Linked DNA regions of Homo sapiens: region 2 is linked to region 1. The links are chromatin loops, found by intact Hi-C in ENCODE. Cell type or tissue: GM12878. All regions are shown on one strand. Links, peaks and the distances in the headings refer to the core of each region. The heading gives the core; the rest is flanking DNA.

Region 1 (8,340 bases), core at 30-8,029:
CCAATCAAGATCTCCTTAAGATTATTTAGCAGGGGGAAGGAGAGAAGAGGGGGCGATCACTTAGTGAGCTGAGCACAAGAGGAATACCTCGCAGCTTTAGAGAATGTTTAGAGGTAGAAGTGCGAGTGGGCAGCCCACATTTCTTCTGCTCCCACCACCGCCATCACACTGTCTCCTTGTCTGCTAAAATTTCATTATTTTTCCATCAAGCACTTACTCTCCAAATTAGGCAATCCTAAAATGCATTTAATTCCATATACCTAGGATCTGTTCAGTAGGCAAATGCCCTCACATAAAAATACTTTTGCAAGAATTGAAACTTCACTGTCTAATCAGGCCACTGATATTCTCTTAAACTAGTCTGTGCTTTCCATTTAAATTGTACCCAGGGAGGAAGTATCCTGTGGTGGAGAAAGCATTCACCTGAGAATCTAAAGACCTGCACTCTAGTTCCTCATTTGAGACTCAGAAATTCTGTGACCTTGAGCAAATTTTGGCCCTTAGTATCTTCACTGGGATAAAATAATGGAGAAAAGTTACCTTTCAAATCCCTTCTCACTCCAGAATGCTGTTTTGCCAAGCCTATTAGAGGAGAACTAATGTTTTAACAGTTCAGTTCTATTGAGTCAGCACATATTTATTGAGCATCTACTGTTGTGCCCTAGTGACTTAAAAGCATTGATAAAAGTGCATTCTTAGAAACATGCAATGCACTGGGCGAATCCTACTCATTTTATAAACATGCTGTGATGGTGATTTTACTTAATCCACAGACCCTGAAACCTCCCAAGCAGGTAGCTCAGTGTAGTGGCAGTTTTAAAATGACAAAGACCTCTTTCTTGAAAACTGACTCAGCTACAATCAGTGTGCTTGTGACAAGACACTTCACTTTTCTTGGTCATGATTTTCTTCTCTGTGAATTTGGGACAATGAGGCCCACCTTAAATGGCTATGGTGAAGAGCAAGAACCCTACCTTCAGTAGAACAGCTGAGCAGAATAACCTAGTAGGAATATATTAAGTTTTGAGCTCAGCAGACCAGGTTCAAGGGCTGGCTTTATGATTTCTTAGATATGTTACTGTTTGAAAGTCAGTTAATTTCTCCAAGCCTCAGCTTCTTGTGTGAGATGGGATAATAACATTTACCACACACAATTACTGTATGGGAAGAGTTCAGCATAGTTTGTAACACTTGGTAAGAATTCAGTTAATAAGAGCAATTACTGTGAATTACCTACAAATTCAGAATTGGCCTATCTAGACACAGTAAGCAGCTGGAGTTTACTTTTGTATTACAAAGGGAAGGAATCATGTCAGAAAAGAGTATAAATGGTCTCAGGGCAGTGGCTCACACCTGTAATCCCAGCACTTTGGAAGGCCAAGGCAGGTGGATCACTTGAGGTCAGAAGTTCGAGACCAGCCTGACCAACATGATGAAACCCCGTCTCTACTAAAAAAATAATAATAATACAAAAATTAGCTGAGTGTGGTGGCAGGCGCCTGTAGTCCCCGCTACTCGGGAGGCTGAGGCACGAGAATCACCTGAGTCTGGGAGGCAGACATTGCAGTGAGCCGAGATAGTGCCACTGCACTCCAGACTGGGTGACACAGTGAGACTCCATCTCAAAAAAAAAAAAAAAAAAGAAAAAGAAAAAGAAAAAAGTATAAATGGTAGTCTTAGAAAAAATTCTAATCTACCTAAAAGATAAGCTATTGTTACATAGATATAACCAACTCCATGTATTGAATTTACACAAAAATAATGATTGCGATGAAAACAAAGGTTAACATTGCTTTGATTTGCAAATTATTCTATTTGTGACAAAGACTTCTACCTAACCTATTATTTGTGAAGTTATTTCAGTATTTGAAATAGAGATTAAAAATATTGTATTTTCTTGGCACGATTGAAGTTTGGAGGGGTTGAAAGTGAATTTACTTTGAGGCATTAGGTTCTTTGGTATGGGCAACTATGATTCAATTTATTAGAAGGATATTGGTGACCACAACACACCAAATCAATGGAAGTCTGAAGGAGCAGTTCCAGAAGTAGAATAGGAACAAGGAAAGAGACTTTTGGCAGGAACAGTTTCTTCCCTCCTTGTATCTGGGTTGAAAGTCCAGTTGACCAGGCTTAGATCTTAGAAGGCCTTCCCTCCAGATCCTTTCAACAGAAAGAATCTGTCCAGAGGCTACTCTTTACTTTCATTGAGGAAGAACAGATTATCTGAATTTTCTGATCTACTAGAACTCTCCACAATGGGGGAAAAGCAAATCCTCCAAAGGAAATGGAAGATGTTGATAGGAAGTGGAGATGGATGTTGGGTGACCAATATTAACAAAGGTCCCTACGGACAGACTTGTTTCCATATTTGACTCTGCCACTTGCTATACAAATTACTCCACTTTCCCAAGTCTATTGTAAAATGAAGGTAATGGTAAACCCAACTCCACAGGATTGCTATGAAATATAAATATAGCAATGTTTATAAAGTGCCCAGCATAATAACTGTCACATAAGTATGTCTATTAAGTTTCAGTAAATCAAACTTTCCTTTCTTATTTCAGTGATGCCTGTGTTAGGCTTTTCTATATTAGCTCCATGTATATTTACTTATATATTTCTTACATTCATGTGTATTAGTATTTTATTATCAAAGTATGTACTTCCAGAGAAAAAAGATCATGCCTCACTTTAACCAGTGCCATTTGCTTTTGATGATGACAGTGACAATAACAATAATAACAGGGAGGCATTGTCCTAGTAATTAGTTTTAAGTACTTTTTGAGACTTTAAAAATAATCTACATAATATGGTATTTATACACATAGTCAATGGTTATAGTTATGTTTAGCATATAGGTATCCATTTTCTTTTTCATGGTCACGCTGAGGGACCCTGATGACACATAGACCATATTGCCCTTACAAGGCTCTTAATGACAGAATGGTTGGCATAGCCTTACTTTCCTAAATAGTTTGCTGATTCACTTGTTCCATTTTTAGACATCAGCAGATCGGCATTGGTGACATCTGCTAATTATTTGGTTTGACTCGTGACTGGCATGAGACTTCCATCTGCATCAATCAGTAAGACATGATTAGTGTGAGGTTAATACCACCCAATCCATGACCAATTTGTTGTAATGAGAAGCCTTGTTTATTTATCGGTTTTCCCCAGAGGTAATCATTTGTTGGAAACATAGCTGCCAAAAGTCACATTGTCTTCGTATTAATAGCTTATCAACTCTCAAATTGCATTGACCTACCCAATTACATATTTAAGACCTTCTGCACCTCTCTTACGGTTTCCACCTCTCATTTCTACCTGGAAACAGTCTTGGAAGACAGCTGAAGACTGTGCTTCTATGGTTCGTCCTTCCTTGTTTCCCTAGTACAATATTTTGAGACATCCCCTCAAATGGCCCTCTTCTTTCTAAACCATCATCATGTGACAGTCACAGCTTCATTAAGACATGTTAGTTACGCTTCCTGGTTTAATTCAGAGTGAATTAAATCATACTCAATAAACTCACCAAGAGTTTTGTTGGTTTCTTGTGTAATGCTTGGGTAAGATTAGAAAGGCAATGACCTCCAATCATGGTAGTAGCTAATTCCTTGTTTAATACTTTAGGTCAAAGTGAGTGCACATTTCACCATTTTGTGGTCTACCAGAGCAAACACAGAAGAATGCTTTCTGCCCCCTGGTGCTCATTGTCTGCTACTGCAGCAGATGAGTCAGCTGAGATATGTTCCAGACAGAAGCAGAAGGAATTGTGTCTCTACTGCTTATAGCACATGAGCAAAGCCACAACTTTTCAGTGCGTCACATGTCAGATACCTCCTAAATATGCAAGTGTCAGGGAAATGAATGAAGAGGATCTCTCAATTCTGTAACAGGAAGCACCACTGGGGAGAATGGCAGAGGCTCTGGGCTCTGGCTCTTGTTGCTTCATTAGCCTCTCATCTGGGAGCCCTCTGGGGTGCTGGCTGGTCCACCCTGGCCATGTCTGGGTCTCTTGATTATGCCAGGTTATTCCCTGACTCAACACACTGACATGTGCTTCTCTCTCTGCCTAAAAACTTCCTCACCCCCTTCATCTCCTAAATCGTATCTCTCCTTCAGAATGTAGCTGAAGGGCCACCTTCACAGGAAAGTCTCAATCAGGACTTCCTTAAATCTTCTCATACCACCTGATTCTTCTCCTTCAAGGCACCCATTACGATTGTAATTGAATAACTAAATTGTTTAATGAATGTACAATCTGCTAAAATGTAAGCCCCTCTAAGGTCTTATTTACATTTGCATTTCCCATAGGTGTACAACATAATTTTTAAATGAATGAATGAATTCTGAAGCGAAAACATAACATTCTTAAATTTGACAGCCCTTTTGTTTGCAGATAAACCAAAGCCAGGCTTATCCTGGAGTATAATTTCAAAGATAACCAGGGGAAGAAGAGAGGAGAAGATAGGGAAGGGGTGGGACTGAATTGGGTCAAGGTTCTCTTCATTCTGTCTCACCAAGGAATAGTTGTACGCTAATGTAATTAAATGCCAAAACTAGCTTGCAGAAACTTTTCTCTTTTCTCAAAGTTCTCTAAGTTTACAAAGAGTAAGCATGCTTTTCAAATCCTACTTATTTTTTATCCTTTGCCTATAGTATGGATCCACCCTCCAAGACTCTGAAAGTTTTTAATTGTAGTATCTGTGCATGGAACATAAGCTTAATTACTAAGGCAATGCCCATTGCTTTGTAGGGCCACGAACAATGCTTTTCATTACTGGGCATAAAGTACTCTGTTGTTATTTTCTCTATAGCCTTATATTGGAATAAGCAATAATTGTAGTTTATTCTTTACAGATGGAGGCAATAAGCACAGACAGATCTGGAACCCTTGCCTACTGTGACATACAGCCGCAGTAGCAGGCAAGCCTGGGTCAGCTCCAGAGCGGCAATGGAGGGAAATTCCCAGGACTCTGGGTGTCTTGGAAGTTTCCAAGGCCTGCAACTGATCACAGATCCTGGTTTTCCTCCCATTGGCTAAAAAGATAATAAATACAAGTTACAGCTTGACTACTGTCTGAAAAAATCTTGTAATGGTTAATGGAAGAAAGAAGAGAAAGTCCAGATGTTTGTTTTTTTTCCCTGCTTAGTGTGAGTTGAATGCTAACTTGAGACTAGGTCTAAAGTAGATCAGAAAATGCTTTCTCTTTATAAGTCAATTCATACCAGAAAAAATATAGGACACAGACAATGCCCAATAGTTACACTGGGACATGGAAATGGAGAGGAAGGGGAGTAACACTTGTGGGGTTGATATTATCATTTCATCATCTATCTGAAATATCGCACAAGGGAGGGAAAACTGAAACAGTAAAAGCCACATACAGATTCCACTGTTTTTAACATTACATTTGTTTCTCATTCATTTAACTTTCAATAAATATTTATTGAAAACTCGCAATATACTAAGCTTTGAAAACACAACAAAGAATAAAATGAAGCCCTTGGTCTTTTGGACTTTACTTTTCATGGGCAGGGTACAGATAGAGAACAAGGCGGAATAATGTTCAAGTAAATAAGCCAGGTAATTTCAAACACTAATAAGCGTTACAATCATGATAAAGCAGGGCGATGTGATTGAGAGTGGCTGGAGGTGAGGGTTTGTTTTAGATCTGTGCTGTCCAATACAGTTGCCACTAGCCATATGTGCCTCCTGAGTATTTGAAATGTGTCCAGTCCATGTTGAGATGTGCTGTAAGAGATGAACTGAATTTCAAAAACTTAGTATGAGAAAAAGAATAGAAAATTATCTCATTAACATTTTTATACTAATCGTTGAAAATATCTTAGATATACTGGATTAAATAAAAATATCATGAAGAAGGATTTAACCTCTTTTTATGTGCTTTCACTGTGGCTACTTGAGCATCTAAAATTGCACTCACACTTGTTCTTTACCTTTTTGTACTGAGCAGCACTATGGATGGATAGTGTCGTCAGGGTGGGCCACCCAGCCTCTTAAGAAGATGATAATACACTTAGGAGGAACTGGGCATGCAAAGGTCTCAGGGCAGAGTAGTGCAGGCAAGGAGAACAGCAATTGCGAAGAACCTGAGGTGGGAACCAGCTTGGTGAGTTGGAAAAGAAAGAAAGCCAGTATGCCTGGAGAGAAGGCCAGGAGACAAGGAGGTCAAAAATAAGGTAAACCCCCGAGACCAAGGCTTGCTCATGCAGGGCTTTGTAAATGAGAGTAAAAAGTTTAATACAAGGCTGGTCACAGTGGCTTGCACCTGTAATGCCAGCACTTTGGGAGGTTGAGGCAGGAGCATCACTTGAGGCCAGGAGTTCAAGACCAGCCTGGCCAACATGGCAAAACCCCGTCTCTGCTAAAAATACAAAAATTAGCCAGGTGTAGTGGCACACTGCATGCCTGTAATCCCAGCTACTCGGGAGACTGAGGCAGGAGAATCGCTTGAACCCGGGAGGTGGAAGTTGCAGTGAGTGGAGATTGCACCCCTGCCCTCCAGCCTGGGAGACAGAACAAGACTTCACCTCAAAAAAAAAAGTTAAACACAGGCTTTCCATAAAATATTGAATATTAGAGCAGATTTGCTCCTGTGTAATTTCCCAGGAACTGTTCCATAATATTAATATTCAGCATGAAACCCTGGTTTAAAAATGCAAAGAAACCCATTCAGCTTAGAATAGCTCCATGCTAATGAAGGCTTAGACTGGAATATGCATTTACTAAACTCATTTATTTTCATATAATCGTTATAATGTTTCTGTGTAGCTGCTTCCTTGTAAGAAGGAAGAACATAGATAGAGAATGCACTCAAATTAATTAAATAAGAATCTCAGGTTCATCTTCTTCTACTTTACTCATTGCAAGCTCAAACTCTGAGGGTGTGTGTAATAGAGGAAGGCAGGCAAACCTGAGTCCACCCAGAAAGTATAGGGTACAGGTTGGGAGATAAATATTAAAGTTTTCACTTCTTTACACATGAGTGTGTCCACCATACACAGATTTTCTACTGGGCTACTCCCAGGAAAAAGAAAATAAACTGAGTATGTTCTTTCTTTCCCTGGGGGAGTGGTTCAAAAAAAAAAAAGTAGTGAATCATTTAATGACCAAATATTTCTGATGTATTTTAGAGTTTATATAATGAATGTATTTGTTATAAAAGCAAAATTTTGAGTTTCACCAGTAGAAACACTTCGTTCCCAAATGTCAAAGTGAAACTGACATCCATAATTATCACGCAGCTCTCTCTTTCTCTCTCTCTCTCTCTCACACACACACACACACACACACAAAGGCAAAGTTTATGTGTCCTCACAAGGGATATGTGGTTACTAAATTTAAAAGGAATGGCCCAAGTATTTGAGATTATCTAGGAACAATGTCAAGACTGGTGCCTTGTCAGAATATGTCCAACCCTGTAAGTCACTGGGTCCTTGATCATCAAAAGCAGGGCAGAGCTCTTGCTGCACCCAGGTCATTAGAAACTCATGTGTGGGCAGAGCTCTGGGTTACAAGGCACAGGTGGGGCAAGGTGAGTCAGTCAGGTGTGTTCCTTTTCTTTAAGAGTCCTTACTCGACCAGGCACGGTGACTCATGCCTATAATCCCAGCACTTTGGGAGGCCGAGGCAGGTGGATCACCTGAGGTCAGGAATTTGAGACCAGCCTGGCCATGGCAAAACCCTGTCTCTACTAAAAATATAAAAAATTAGCCAGGTGTAGTGGCAGGCACCTATAATCCCAGCTACTTGGGAGGCTGAGGCAGGAGAATCACTTGAAACTTGGAGAAAAGGTTGCAGTGAGCCAAGATCACGCCACTGCACTCCAGCCTGGGTAACACAGCAAGACTCAAAAAAAAAAAAAAAAGAAAAAAGAGTCCTTACTCTCTGATATTATGGATGAATGGGGTCACAGTGCTTTGCTCTGATTACTAAGACTCTACATTCACAAGTAGTTTGTAGACCTAGAACCTAGATTTAGACTTATGGATGTTTCAACAAGTGAAAACTTATGAATTGTGATGGCTTAAATGGATCCTAAGTGCATTACTGACTTAACTCTCTCAAAAATAAAAGCCTCTATTTAAACAACACAGAAAAAAAAAGTTGTGATAGCATAAATCAGTGCCTGGCACACAGTCGGTATTCAATAAATCTTTGCTGAATGTTAGAATGTACAAATGTTACTTAAGATTTAGGGGAAACTTATCACGAGATTAGGCCTATTTTGGCCTAATCAGTTTCTCCTAATGAGCTTCCTGAGGAGTTATGCATATAAAAAACAAGGAAAAGTGAAAAATAAAAATACATAT
Region 2 (8,340 bases), core at 89-8,088, 240 kb after region 1:
ATCTCCTAGGTGACAAGAGCTTTCTGGGGACAATGCTCATTACAGAAATATGGGACTAGCAAGGCAAGAATTTCAGGCATCTAGAAAGCTGAAAATAGGAATGTTCGAGGAAATGTGGAGATTTGCAGTTGGCCTCAATAAAGAGATGTGTAGAAAGACCCAGCCCGAATCTGATGCAGGGTGGGATTTGAGCCCTTGTTAGTTCTCTCTGCAGGCAGGCAGCTGCCCTGCTTACGCTCCATAGATCCCACCACACCCTCACCCAGCCACTCGGACCACTGCTCCAAACTCCTAAGGTGCCTCTCTGTTTTCACACTCCAAACTCCTAAGGTGCCTCTCTGTTTTCACACATAGCCCCTCACATTCCTCCTCCATACAGTCTTCAAAGTCATTTTGGAAAACAATTTTATAGGGTGGTGGGATCAAGTATATCCCAAACCTCAGCATCATGCAATATACCCAGGTAACAAACCTGCACATGTAACCCCTGAATCTAAAATAAAAGTTGAAATTATTTTTTAAAAAAAAGAATTTCATAAATATTCTTAAATTTCATTCATTTTACAAATGAATAAAATTATGTCACAAATCTCCCCCAAGACCTCCTTAAACCCCTTTAACAAATTTCTATTGCTGTTAGAAAACACATTACTTCTAACCATGGTCTTATAGCAGAGGTGAGCAAACTATAGCCCCTATGCCAGATCTGGCCCACTGACTGTTTCTGTACAACCCATGACCCAAGAATGAATATTCCATTATTTAATGCTTAAAAAAAAAAGTTTTATGACCTGAAAATTGCATGAAATTCAAATTACGTGTGTGCACAGTTGTTCTTACAGTCCTTATCTGTACAGTTTTTCTTAGTTATAAGAGCTTGAAATGAAAGAACTGTGCATATTTGACCTCATACAGAGTGGACAAAAAAAACAAGCCTAGTCTCTTAATGATTAAAATTGTAAGGCTACGTTAAAGAGGGTGATACGTACTGTATTTCTGGTTGGTACCAATGAGGTCTCCTGAGGCTTACATTTTTTTAGGCTTAAACTTATTAGTCTTCTGGCCGGGTGTGGTGGCTGACGCCTGTAATCCCAGCACTTTGGGAGGCCGAGGCAGGCGGATCACAAGGTCAGGAGATCGAGACCATCCTGGCTATCACGGTGAAACCCTGTCTCTACTAAAAATACAAAAAAAAAAAAAAAAATTAGCCAGGCATGGTGGCAGGCACCTGTGGTCCCAGCTACTCTGGAGGCTGAGGCAGGAGAATGGCGTGAACCTGGGAGGTGGAGCTTGCAGTGAGCCAAGATTGCACCACTGAACTCCAGCCTGGGTGACTGAGCAAGACTGCATCTCAAAAAAAAAAAAAAAAGCTATTAGTCTTCTAAACTGAAAATATACCATCCCATTCTCCAACATATTCACATTTTCTCACACAAGCATAGACGTGCATACACACGCACACACACTTGCTTTTGTGTAACTATGATTTTCCCTATATAGCTACATTATTCTATCCACCTGGTTTCCAAAATAAAACTGGAAGTCATCTTTGATTCTGTCCTCTCCCTCTCCATTGGCATTGGGCAGCTACCATTTGTTGCAATCTACCTCTTTAAAAACCCTGATATCCATCCTTTTCTCCCCCTAAGACAGCCGCCCAATCCCACCACTCAACACTCTGCAGTAAAAAGTCTGTCTCTTCCCTCAAGGAGCAGACCTATTTTTGCTTGGTCTTTGTGCCTCAGCTCCTGACAACACAGTGCCTGGCACCTAGTAGGGTCTCAATTGTGCTTACTAAATGAACGATTTTTCTTATGCAATCTCTTCCTTCATTTGCGAAACCATATGGGTGCCCAGGTGGTATGACTGGCAGGAAACCAAATGGAATCCAGAAGTGATACAAAGGGACCTCCCTTAGAAATCTCCACTGGTGGAATGGATTTAACTCCCGAGCTAAAGTGTTATATTTCCGGGAGATCTGTGGTAATAATCAAATAGGTTCTCTAAGACATGAATTATCACATCAGTTCAGATCAATGTATTTCACCAACTCTCGAGATCCAGAGGGAATGGGACATAGGACAGGTGAGTTGGGGGGCGGTTAAGGAGGTCAAGTGAGATCCACAGCATAAGACATTGCCCCATGGAGGAACCGGGTCTGAAGGAAAATTACAGAACTAAAACTCAGGTCATTTAGGCTTTGCCTGTAAAATTAGATGTATCATAAGAAAGAAAAGCCAATAATTCATGTTTGAGTCAGAAATAGGAGAGGCTATACTTCCTGTCTGGGGCCACAGCCTCTTAGGCTCTGCTTCTACTTAGAGTAATAATTCTCATTCTAGACATGAATCTAATAAAACCATGTGTTTGGATTTCCTGGAATTTTTCTGACTGTGAATATAGACTTGTTCCCAAAAACTTCCACGTTCCATCTGCCCTCCTAAATGGGCAGTTTCCACGATGTCAGCAGAGGAAATGCAGGGAGCTGCCATGATGTCTGCCCGCTGCTGCCAGATCTCATCCAAGTGGCAGGTGAAGATTTATTCACACCCAGATACACAAGCCACTGAATTCATTTTTTAACTTATTGTCTGAGTGGAAATAGGAGGAAATAAGAGCTAACGAAATAATTCAGTTGGTCAGAAAGTGTTTTATATCTTATTTATAAGAGTGCTCTAAACCGAGTTGAATCATCTCCAGATCTACCAGATGTCACTGGTTATTAGGAGTTGCTACAAGTCACCAAGCTCCTCCCTCCCTCTTTTGCTTTTGTTCTCCTATTCTTTCTTCCTTATTTTCCTCCCTTCTTTTTCCTTCCTTCCTTCCTTCCTCCCCTCTTTTCTCCTCCCTTCCTCCCCTCCTCTCCTCTCTTCTTTCCTTTCTTCCCTCTCTCCTATATTAGTTCTCTTGGGCTGCCATAAAAAAATACCACAGGCCAGGCACGGTGGCTCACGCCTGTAATCCCAGCACTTTGGGAGGCCAAGACAGACGAATCACTTGAGGTCAGGAATTTGAGACCATCCTGGCCAACATGGTGAAACCTCGTCTGTACTAAAAATACAAAAATTAGCCGGGCATGGTGGTGCATGCCTGTGATCCCAGCTACTTGGGAGGCTGAGGCAGAAGAATTGCTTGAACCCAGGAGGCAGAGGCTGCCATGAGCTGAGATCACACAACTGCACTCCAGCCTGGGCAACAGAGTGAGAATCCGTCTCAGGAAATGAAATAAAATAAAATAAAGGAAAATAAAATAAAATAAAATACCACAGACTGAGTGGCTAAAACAACACAAATGTATTTTCTCACAGTTCTAGAGGCTGGAAGTCCACAATCAAGGTGCCAGCAGGGTTGGCTTCCTCTGAGGCCTCTTTCCTTGGCTTGCACATGGCAGCCCTCTTGCTGACTGCACAGGGTCTTGCCTCTGTGAAAACCTGTGTCTCTCCTCATGTCCTGATCTCCTCTCTCATTAGGACACCAGTCAGATTGGATGAGGACCCACCTTAAAAGCCCCATTTTAACTTAATCACCTCTTTAAAGGTCACATTCTGAGATACAGGGGCTGACTTCAACCTATGAATTTGTGGGGGGCACAATTCAGCCCATAACACACTCCCCCTTCTTCCTTTCCTTCCTTGTTGAGGGCTTATCACAGGCCAGATGCTATAGAGAGGAATGAGACAAAGAGAATATCACAGACCAGATGCTACAGAGAGGAATGAGACAAAGAGAATCCCTAACACTAACACACACACACACACACACACACACACACACACACACACACAATGATGTTACCAAAGCTCTCTTGTTTTCGGAGAGTGGCTTCTTGGACTGAGACCAGTGTTGGCTTTTGTCACATTACAGTTTAGGGTGCAGCATGCCCCGTTCTGTTGAGCGGGGTAAGGGCCAAGACAGGGTGGGACAGTGATGATGACTGAGAGGAGTTTGACCCCTGGCTCTGCCTTTGACTTTATGAATGACATTGACAGGGGATCTGGGCTTCAAGATGCTCGCATGTGGAAAGAAGGGGTGGGATTCGAAACCTACTCAAGCCCTCTCAGTCTCAGTTGATGATAGTACCTGAAAGACCTCCTTGATGTGGGAAGGGCTCAGGGAAGACCCAAGTCTTCCAAGGTCTGAAATATTCAAAGGAAAACAAACCAAAACTGGCTCTTTGAAACGCGTGTCTAGCAAGGAATATGTACTAAATATAAGCGATTCCTATTTCTACTGACGTAAAAGATTAAAATTGCTTTTCTGGGTCAGGCCTTTGCAGGAGCAGAGCTTGTGAGAATTGGAAAGGCTGTTAAGCGCCAGGAAAAATATTCTGCAGAGAAGCAGCGTCACCTGCTGGGATGCAGTGGTGTTGCATGTGATAAGTGAAATGACGAATCGTCAGCCTGGGTTTCTACTGAATATGAAATCAGGAACATTAATCTTAATCAAAAGCTGAGTTTTCAAGACCACCAAACTGCGGAAAGATTTCTCCGCAGGTTAATTTTAGCCATGTTTTAGATTTATTTTTGCTTCAAACTATTCACCCATGCTATACATCTTTCTTTATAAATCAGACTCAATGATATGTGCTAGTAAAAGCCAGTTAGTCAAAATCTGTTATTTAGAGGACACAGCTAGGATCACAGGGCTGAAGTCTCCCTTAGTTCAGGCTTCATTAAACAGCCACCCAACTCATCAGCTTCCCAGACCTCCAAGTCTCCTTCCAGCTCTAGAATTTAGCCACATGTATTTACTGAGTTCTGTTAAACACGGGACATTTTGTGTACTGAAAGATGTATGGAGAAATGTAAGATATGTTCCTGATCTCTTGTTTTGGAGACTTGGCATTAAAGTATACAAAGATAAATAGTAATTATAAAAGTTAATAATCACGCTATTAAACAAATAAAGTATGTTCAAGAGTGGTATAGACCAATGGCTACTCTGAGAGCCAGTATTTCTGGCTGGGGGCAGAAAGAATTTAAGGGTTTCTTGAGCCACATGTGAAAAAATAACAAGAATTTTGATGAAATTCATGGATAATAAGAAAAACTGAAGTAAGCACCAAAAAATGGAGACCAAGAACATGTTAAACGTTTTTGATAAGAAAAAAATGAAATGTGCTTGAGAAACACCAGGAAAATCAATTTAACCTGAGTAGGAATTTTTAGGAGAATAGTTTGAGATAAGGCAGGAAAAGGAAGCTGAGACATGATGATTCTGTAAATGCAAGGATAAGGAAGTTTGAGCTTATTATTGTAAGCAATTGAAAAGCATTGAAGATTTCTGGGAAGGAAAATAAAGTGATAAGAACTGTGTCTTAAGAAGACTCACCTGGCAATCACATGCAGGAAGGAATGATTCTAAGATGTGAAAAGATGCCCTGAATGTGTAAAAGGCAGAGTGGTAGAAAGAGGATTTTCAAGGTCACAAATGTGTATGTAAAAGCAGCAGAGAAATCTGGCTCTTTGATACTTTTTTGTATCAAACAATATACTCTAACTTAATATAATTTTTTTTTTTTTTTGTGAGAAAGAGTCTTGCTCTGTCGCCCAGGCTGGAGGGCAGTGGCGGGATCTAGGCTCACTGCAACCTCTGCCTCCTGGGTTCACGCCATTCTCTTCCCTCAGCCTCCTGAGTAGCTGGGACTACAGGTGCCCGCCACCCTGCCCGGCTAATTTTTTGTATTTTTTGTAGAGATGGGGTTTCACTGTGTTAGCCAGGATGGTCTTGATCTCCTGACCTCGTGATCTGCCCACCTCAGCCTCCCAAAGTGCTGGGATTACCGGTGTGAGCCACCGCGCCTGGCCAATTTAAAATAATTCTAAAGACATGAATGTAAGAGCTAAAAAACTATGAAACTGCTAGAGGAAAACTTTGGGGAAATGCTTCAGGACATTGATCTGGGCAAAGGGTTTTTGATTAAGACCTCAAAAGCTCAGGCAACAAAGTAAAAATAGGCAGATGGGATTACCTCAAGCTAAAAAGCTTCTGCACAGCAAAGGAAACCATTTTAAAAAGTGAAGAGACAACCTACAGAATGGGAGAAAATATTTGCAAGCTGTCCATTCAACAAGGATAAATAACCAGAAAATACAAGAAACTCAAACAAGTCAATAGCAAAAAACAAACAAGCAAACAAAACAAGAAAAAACCCCCAAAATGATCCAATTAAAAAAATAAGCAAAAGATCTGAATAGACGTTTCTTAAAAGAAGGCATGTAAACGGCCAACAGGTGTATGAGAAAATGCTCAAACTACTAATCATCAGGTAACTGCAAATCAAAAACCACAACAAGAGAACATCTTACCCCAGTTGGAATGACTGTTGTCAAAAAGACAAAAATTAACAAATGCCAGTGAGGTTGAGAAAGGGGAACGCTCTGACACTGTTGGTAGGGATGTAAAGTAGTACAGCCATTATGGGAAACAGTATGGAGGTTCCTCAAAGAACTAAAAACAGAACTACCATATTAGCCAGCAATCCCACTGCTGCGTATATACTCAAAAGAAAGGAAATCAGTAATCAAAGAAATTTCTGCATTCCCATGTTTATTGCAGCACTATTCACAATAGCCAAGATATGGAATCAACTAAAATGCCCATCAATGAATGCATGGATAAAGAAAATGTGGTACATGTACATAATGGAATATTATTCAGCCATAAAGAAGAATGAAATCCTGTCATTTACAGCATCACAGATGGAACTGCAGGTCATTATGTTAAGCGAAATAAGCCAGGCACAGAAAAACAAATATCACGTTTTCACTCATATATGGGAGCTTACAAAGTTGATTTCATGGAGGTAGAGAACAGAATGATGGTTACCAGAGGCTGGAAAGAGTGTAGAGGAGGGGAGATGGAGAGAGGGGGGTTAATGCATATAAACATACAATTAGATAGAAGGAATAAGTTCTAGTGTTCAATAGCACAGTAGGACGACTATAGTTAACAATAATTTATTGTATATTTCAAAATAGAGGAGAAGATTTTGGATGTTCTCAACACAAAGAAATGATAAATGTTTGAGGTGATTGATATTTCAATTATCCTGATTTGATCATTACACATTGTATGCATGTATCAAAATATTACATATACCCCCAAAATATATACAATTGTGATATGTCAATAAAAAATACAAAAAATAATAATTCTCTATATTAACCAAGGGAATGGTCACATGGAAAGAAAATGAAAAGGAAGAAAAAAAAAAAAAGCTAAAGAGAAGGATTCTGACCCAAAGCCTAAGAGAAGCATTGACAGTGTTTTAAAGACCCCCGAGACATCTAGAAGAATAAGAATTGAGAAAAGAATTGGGAAAAGAATTGGTTAGACATTGTTTCACATTGCAAATAATGCATAAATAATGAATTAATTGATTGACTAATTATTTAATTTTCTTTCATTATAAAGGTTTGGGCAGGAGGGAGACTTAGAAATCATCTTCCTCTCAGGACAGTAAGAATTTGTGCAACAACTTTTTAAATAGCCTTCCAACTTCAGCGTTGGGTTCAATAATGTGAGGTCACTCCTGTGCTAAGTGGACTATCCAAAGACTTGCAAACCCCCAGAGGTAGGTATCAGATATGATTACACATATCACATATGATTACACATATCTCAACACCCGTTTTTCCTCCAAAGGTTAGATCACCACAGCCATTCCAGATTGTCCATTTTGTCAATGTCCTTCTACATACAGGGGCCAGCATTACTGAGCACATTGCCTTAAAAGTGTCCTAAAAATCAGAGTATTGAAGAGGATGATAACATCTCCCTGCTTTGGTTCACAGAGCAGAGCCTGTAAGTGTGCTCAGTCTGTGTCTGTGCAGGACAAGGGGGAGGATCTTTTTATTAGATACTCAAGTAAACAAGGTTACTTCAGTCCTACACTTGTGCACTTAACTGTGCTGAACCTAAATGTGGCATGTTTTTGTTACTCCCTTTAGTGTTTTATTTTTTTGACAGCATTTCAGCCCAGACCTAGCACTAGATCTTGTACCTGGAAAGTATTTAATATTTGGTGGATAAATAAATCAAAGGATATACTTTTTAAATTTACATTCTGTCAGCACATATGTTTACACTTCTTCTCAGTTTCCAAACATTTGAAAATCTGACAGGCATACTATATCAGTTAGGGATGCTTTTGGCAGCAAGTAACAGAAAAATTTGAGCACAAAAACCTAAACACACGAGTTTAATTTTTCTCACATAACAATAAATCTGAGAGTAGGCAGCCCTGGGCTCATGTTGCCAGTGACACCATTAGGGACCACATTTCCTTTCATCTTTCAGATTCATTATCCTTAGCAAGCTTACTTTCATCTTCACGCT

Evidence for each region. Peaks named below come from ENCODE experiments on the same cell type or tissue, not always from the same donor. Only the 100,000 strongest peaks of a DNase experiment are listed, where the experiment ranks them.
Region 2: it touches region 1 in a loop (3.0-fold over the local background); 31 of 110 quality-filtered maps call a loop at or near these places.

What each region holds. Positions count from the first base shown.
Region 1 is chr6:134,637,420-134,645,759 of GRCh38, forward strand. No RefSeq gene overlaps it. Among named protein-coding and RNA genes, the nearest start is that of LINC03002, 100 kb to the left of the region's middle. In GM12878, for the core only: a CTCF peak has its summit at 3,709 (motif pointing left); a DNase peak (open chromatin) is centred at 3,702; H3K27me3 peaks cover 196 bases.
Region 2 is chr6:134,878,293-134,886,632 of GRCh38, forward strand. It overlaps LOC101928277 (a long non-coding RNA gene), which reads right to left and starts at 1,072. Exons shown (of 5, transcript XR_001744364.2): 1 at 990-1,072. In GM12878, for the core only: a CTCF peak has its summit at 4,352 (motif pointing left); no DNase peak of the experiment used is centred there.